2 separate regions of the Homo sapiens genome follow, and region 2 is linked to region 1. Evidence: read pairs that join two places in POLR2A ChIA-PET (ENCODE). Cell type or tissue: MCF 10A. All regions are shown on one strand. Links, peaks and the distances in the headings refer to the core of each region. The heading gives the core; the rest is flanking DNA. Region 1 holds the start of GABARAPL2 (GABA type A receptor associated protein like 2). Region 2 overlaps CHST6 (carbohydrate sulfotransferase 6).

Evidence for each region. Peaks named below come from ENCODE experiments on the same cell type or tissue, not always from the same donor. Only the 100,000 strongest peaks of a DNase experiment are listed, where the experiment ranks them.
Region 2: POLR2A ChIA-PET joins it to region 1 with 26 read pairs; 8 of 35 experiments call an interaction of 5 or more read pairs at or near these places.

The regions. Positions count from the first base shown.
Region 1 is chr16:75,563,873-75,566,685 of GRCh38, forward strand. GABARAPL2 (GABA type A receptor associated protein like 2) reads left to right here and starts at 2,507. Exons shown (of 4, transcript NM_007285.7): 1 at 2,507-2,648. The coding sequence starts at 2,615. RefSeq lists a silencer at 2,570-2,813. In MCF 10A, for the core only: no CTCF peak of the experiment used is centred there; DNase peaks (open chromatin) are centred at 1,359 and 2,459.
Region 2 is chr16:75,482,088-75,484,900 of GRCh38, forward strand. The region is part of intron 1 of CHST6 (carbohydrate sulfotransferase 6); the gene reads right to left. Among named protein-coding and RNA genes, the nearest start is that of CHST6, 12 kb to the right of the region's middle. In MCF 10A, for the core only: no CTCF peak of the experiment used is centred there; a DNase peak (open chromatin) is centred at 1,324.

The DNA.
Region 1 (2,813 bases), core at 2-2,501:
TTGATCTGTCCCTCATGTCTTACATCCAATCTATCAGCAACTGTTACCAGTTTTACCTTCGAAATATATCCAGAATACAACTGCTTCCCATCACCTCTGTAGACCCCACCTTGGCCAAAGCCAACATCATCTTTCACCAGGATTATCACAATAGTGTCTCAACTATTTCCCTGCTTCCACCCTCAGCGCCTACAGTCTACTAAGCTAGCCTTTTGAAAAGGAAAGGCAGATTGTGTTACGTCTCTGCTTAAACCCCTACACTGACTTCTCATCTCATTCTAAATAAAATCCAAAGCTCTTTGCATGGAATTCAAAGCTCAACACAGTTTTGTTCTAGATATCTTTGAATTTGTCTCATAACACACTCTCCTCTCTCATTTATTCAGCTCCAGCCACAGGGGTTCCCTAGAATATGCCAGGCACTTTATCTAATTAGCATTCCATCCCACCACACTCTCTAGTCACCTACTGTGCTTTATTTTTCGAAATAGCACCTATCATTACCTAACATACTTATTTTTTGTCTTATCCCACTAGAATATGTCAGGGGGACAAGAATATCTCATGCTGCCACCCATGAGAATAGGGATGTCATCTGTCTTCTTCACTGTTTTTCCCCAGCACCTAGCACAGAGCTCTTGTATGTAACAATAATTTCTAAGTAGGAAATTCAAAGGATTTTTTCCACTTCATTAAAAACAAACAAACAGATGCAGTGGCTCACACCTGTAATCCTAGCACTTTGGGAGGCCGAGGCGGGCAAATCACTTACTTGAGGTGAGAAGTTCAAGACCAGCCTGGCGAACATGACAAAACCCCATCTCTACCAAAAATACAAAAATTAGCTGGGTGTGGTGGTGTGTCCCTGTAGTCCCAGCTACTCAGGAGGCTGAGGCAGCAGAATCGCTTGAACCCAGGAGGCAGACTGCAGTAAGCCAAGATTGTGCCACTGAACTCCAGCCTGGGTGACAGAGAAAGACCCTGTCTCCAAAAAACAAAAACAAAAACAAAGAAACAAAAAAACCTATTCTAGTTACTCAGACACACAGTCTTAAAATAACAAAAATACTTATAGAATGAAGCTAGATTCCACAGCATCGATCAGGAATTTCCAGTGTAGGAAATGATGAACTACCACATTCAAACATACAGGCTTTACAGGTGCATCAGAATCACAAGCACGTGGCAGGGTTCATGTGCCCAATTAAGTGAATATTCCTGCTACATGTTCAGCAGCTTATAAACAGATGGTGACCCAGACCAGACTGCCTTGATGAGTCTGCTTGGAAAAAAGGCATTACATCACTGATTGGAGAACCTCAAAGCATATGTCCGGGCAGGTGACACACACACAGCTCAGGCTGTGATTGCTAAACCACTCCCACAGCCAAATAAGGAAACCCATCTCATGACCAGCTCTCAGGGGAATTCTCCGAGTCTGACAGTCACCTCTAACTCCTCTGCCAGTTAAAATTAAGGGGTCTGTGATCAGTGATGTTACACTCCTCAAATGTGCATTTTTTTTTGAGGCGGAGTCTTGCTCTGTTGCCCAGGCTGGAGTGCAGTGGTGTGATCTCGGCTCACTGCCACCTCCACCTCCCTGGTTCAAACGATTCTCCTGCCTCAGCCTCCCGAGGAGCTGGGACTACAGGCGCCCACTACCATGCCTGGCTAATTTTTGTATTTTTAGTAGAGACGGGGTTTCACCATGTTGGCCAGGCTGGTCTTCAACTCCTGACCTCAGGTGATCCACCCGCGTCGGCCTCCCAAAGTGTTGGGATTACAGGCGTGAGCCACCGTACCCCGCCTCAAATGTGCATTTGTGATACCTTTTCGTAAATGTTTATTCAAATATTTATTCACGAATAAAGGAAGAAAACGGGATTTGTTTAAATTCAATTTCTAGGTCCAAGACAACCTACTACGGCTGTCCCTAATACGGACCTCCGGGTTGTCCTCAGTGCCGCTTCCAACAGTGTCCTCAAACACCCTCCCCTCCCATAATGAGCCCCCAACCTGTCACCACTCCGAGCAATACTCCCCAAACTGTCAACGCCCTAAACAGCTCCCTTGTTATCGCCAAGCTCTAGAAAGCCCTCCTTATGTCATTCTTACCCCTAAAGACCGTTCTTGTCACCAATTCCCCAGACTTCCCCTATGAACCGCTCTAAGAGCCCTCAGCTATCAGCCACACCCCCAAACAGCCCTCAGTAAGAGCCCTACACTATCAGCCAGACGTTTTCCGCCACCAACGCTCCCGAGACCCCACTCCTGTCACCAGTTCCCCGAACATTCCTGCGAGCAATGTCGCAGATACTGCTCACAGACGTCCCCATAACCAACTTCTTCGCCACCGCAGCCCAGGAGCCCCCAAAGGGGTCCTCCGCGGCCCCGCCCCTTTACGTGCGGCCCCGCCCCTTGGCGTGGCGCCCTGACAAATGGCGCCGGAAGCCCCGCCCCCGGCCGGTTGCTAGGCTCCGACAGCCGGAAGTCCCGCCTGCCGTGTAGTCGCCGCCGTCGCTGCCGCTGCCGCTGCCGCCGTCGTTGTTGTTGTGCTCGGTGCGCTGAGCTCCGCGGCTCCGCGAGCCGGTTCCGTCCCCTTCCCGCCGCCGCCATGAAGTGGATGTTCAAGGAGGACCACTCGCTGGGTAAGCACTTGGTCGTCGGCCCGGCTGCTGGGGGCTGGGGCGGCGGGTGGGCCCCCTCCCCCACTCGGGCGGCCCTGGGCCGAGTGGAGCGGGGCGGATGCCCTGCTGCGGGCTGGAGTCGCCCATGCCCTGGTGCCTCGGGCAGCGGCCCCCTGACCCCATGTC
Region 2 (2,813 bases), core at 12-2,511, 82 kb before region 1:
ATTACTGTTACTGTCCCTGTGCTGAGCTACTGTTTGGAGAGGAGGAACCCCTCCCCCTGGGGAGTCTCCCCCCAGAGGAGACACCCACAGGCCACCTACTCTTCCAATCCCAGTATCTCACAGGCCACCCTCTGGCCTCCAACCACCAGCCCTTTCGTGGACCTTAAGAATGTCACATAGGTCGGGTATGGAGGTTCATGCTGGTAATCCCAGCACTTTGGGAGGCCAAGGCAGGCAGATCACCTGAGGTTGGGAGTTTGAGACCAGCCTGACCAACATGGAGAAACCCTATCTCTCCTAAAAATACAAAATTAGCCAGGCGTTGTGGCACATGCCTGTACTAGGGAGGCTGAGGCAGGAAAATCACTTGAACCTGGGAAGCAGAGGTTGTGGTGAGCCGAGATCATGCCACTGCACTCCAGCCTGGGCAACAAGGGGGAAACTCCGTCTCAAAACAGCAACAACAACAAAAATGTCACACATGTCTCACAGGGTGGAAGGAACACTGAGCCAGCTTCCCGCATTCCAAGGTCCCAAAGTGTTCTTCTGTTTGCACCTGTTGCATCTGCAATGATCTCAAGGCTGGGTGACTTTGGAAGGGAGGAGCCTGGAAGTTTTCTCCTTGCTCCTGCATCCTTTGCTCCTTGCCTGCCCCCTTCCCCTGTCCACATCGCCCACTGAGAGAAGCCAGGGTCTAACTTGTGAGCAGATCTCCTCTCTGCCCATTTCCCTCATCAGGAGGCAACAGGGGTGGGTGGAGGATGCCCAGCAGCTCTGTCACCAGCCGACTCCAGATCCCACAGCCACTCTGGGAAAACCTGGAAGACAGGGAGAGTAGCCACTCATCTGCTCTGCACATGATCAACGCTCCTCCAGTGCCAGTGGGCTGACGATGGTTGGCTTCCTGCCAATGGGGCGCCGAAAGAGAAGGGAACTCATTTTCTGACTTCAATGATCACAAGTGCTAGGTGCTTCAAGTCCACGCGATGACTTAACTCAACGGGCCCTGAGGTGGGCACGATGATGTCAATTTTTCAGGTGAAAGACTCAAGGCTTGGAGAGACAGCGAGAAAGCTGGGACCCCAGGACTCCTGTTCCTAAGCTTCTGGCACTTCTGATCCCAGGCTGTGGGCTTCTCCCACCTGTGATTGCTCCCTGCAGAGTGCAGGACCCTGCTGCTCTGGCCCAAACACAGTTGTCCTGGCCAGCTCAGCCCTTCCCTGGGTAGGGAGGATCTTGATCCCAAGCCAAGGTATTTGTTACCTGTGTTCCAGGGAAGCCAGAGGTCTTCTTAAGTGACTCACACACTACAGGAACTGCTATGAGATCCTATTACTGAAACTCAAGAACTAGGAAGGTGGTTGAATCATCCTACGCCACAGAGTCTCCAGAAGACCAGTTCCTAGCTGAGAGCATTCTGATAGGAGCCTTACGTTCAGCACAGTAGACATTTGGGCCAAGGTTTTGACATTAGGAAGAACAAGTCAGGCAGGCCCTGTGATAGGTACTTCTGTCTTCATGATTAAATGCTATCATCCCAAGTCCCTGGGAGGCAGAAATGACCATACCTCTCTGTTTTAATTGAAGCAGTGGGGCTCAGAGACATGAATATCCAGTAAGAAGGAGGAAGGGCAGGGGCTTAAATCCAAGAGCCAGCCGGGTACGGTAACTCATGCCTGTAATTAGGGCACTTTGGGAGGCTGAGGCGGGTGAATTGCTTGGGCCCAGAAGCTCAAGACCAGCCTGGGCAACATGGCCAAACCCCATCTCTACTAAAAATACAAAAATTAGCCCAGTGCAGTGGCGCGGACCTGTAGTCCCAACTACTCAGGAGGCTGAGGTGGGAGGATTGCTTGAGCCTAGGAGGCACAGGTTGCAGTGAGCAGAGACTGTGTGACTGCACTCCAGCCTGGAAAACGGAGAAAGACCCTGTCTCAAAAATAAATAAATAATAAATAAATAAATAGGCCGGGTGTGCGGTGACTCACGCCTGTAAACCCAGCACTTCGGGAGGCTGAGGCGGGTGGATCACCTAAGGTCAGGAATTTGAGACTAGCCTGACCAACATGGTGAAACCCCGTCTCTACTAAAAATATAAAAATAGCCAGGCATGATGGCAGGCACCTGTAGTCCCAGCTACTCGGGAGGCTGAGGCAGGAGAATTGCTTGAATCCAGGAGGTGGAGGTTGCAGTGAGCCAAGATCACACCACTGCACTCCAGCCTGGGTGACAGAGCGAGACTCCGTCTCAAAAAGTAAATAAATAAATAAACAAACAAACATACATAAATACATCGAAGAACCAGACTCTCACTGCAGGGCTCTGTGGTGGGTGTCGCAGTCCTGAGCCTTTGTCCAGTGCCCTTTCCCATCCTGGAAGGCCTATCTCCCCCTTGAAAGTCTTCCCTTGATGAGGGGCACATATTTATTATATGTTTACTTTTTGGAAAAGTTAACACATAGGTGTTGTATAAAATTCTAAGCCACGCATGGTGGCTCACGCCTGTAATCCCAGCACTTTGGGAGGCTGAGGCGGGCAGATCACTAGAGGTCAGTAGATCGAGACCAGCCTGACCAACATGACAAAACCCTACTAAAAATACAAAAATTAGCCGGGTGTGGTGGTGAGTGCCTGTAGTCCCAGGTACTTGGGAAGCTGAGGCAGGAGAATCATTTGAACCCGGGAGATGGAGGTTGCAGTGAGCTGAGATTGCGCCACTGTACTCCAGCCTGGGCGACAGAGCGAGACTCCATCTCAAAAACAAAACAAACAAACAAAAAAACTCAAGGTAAAGATGAGGGCATTGCCAGCTC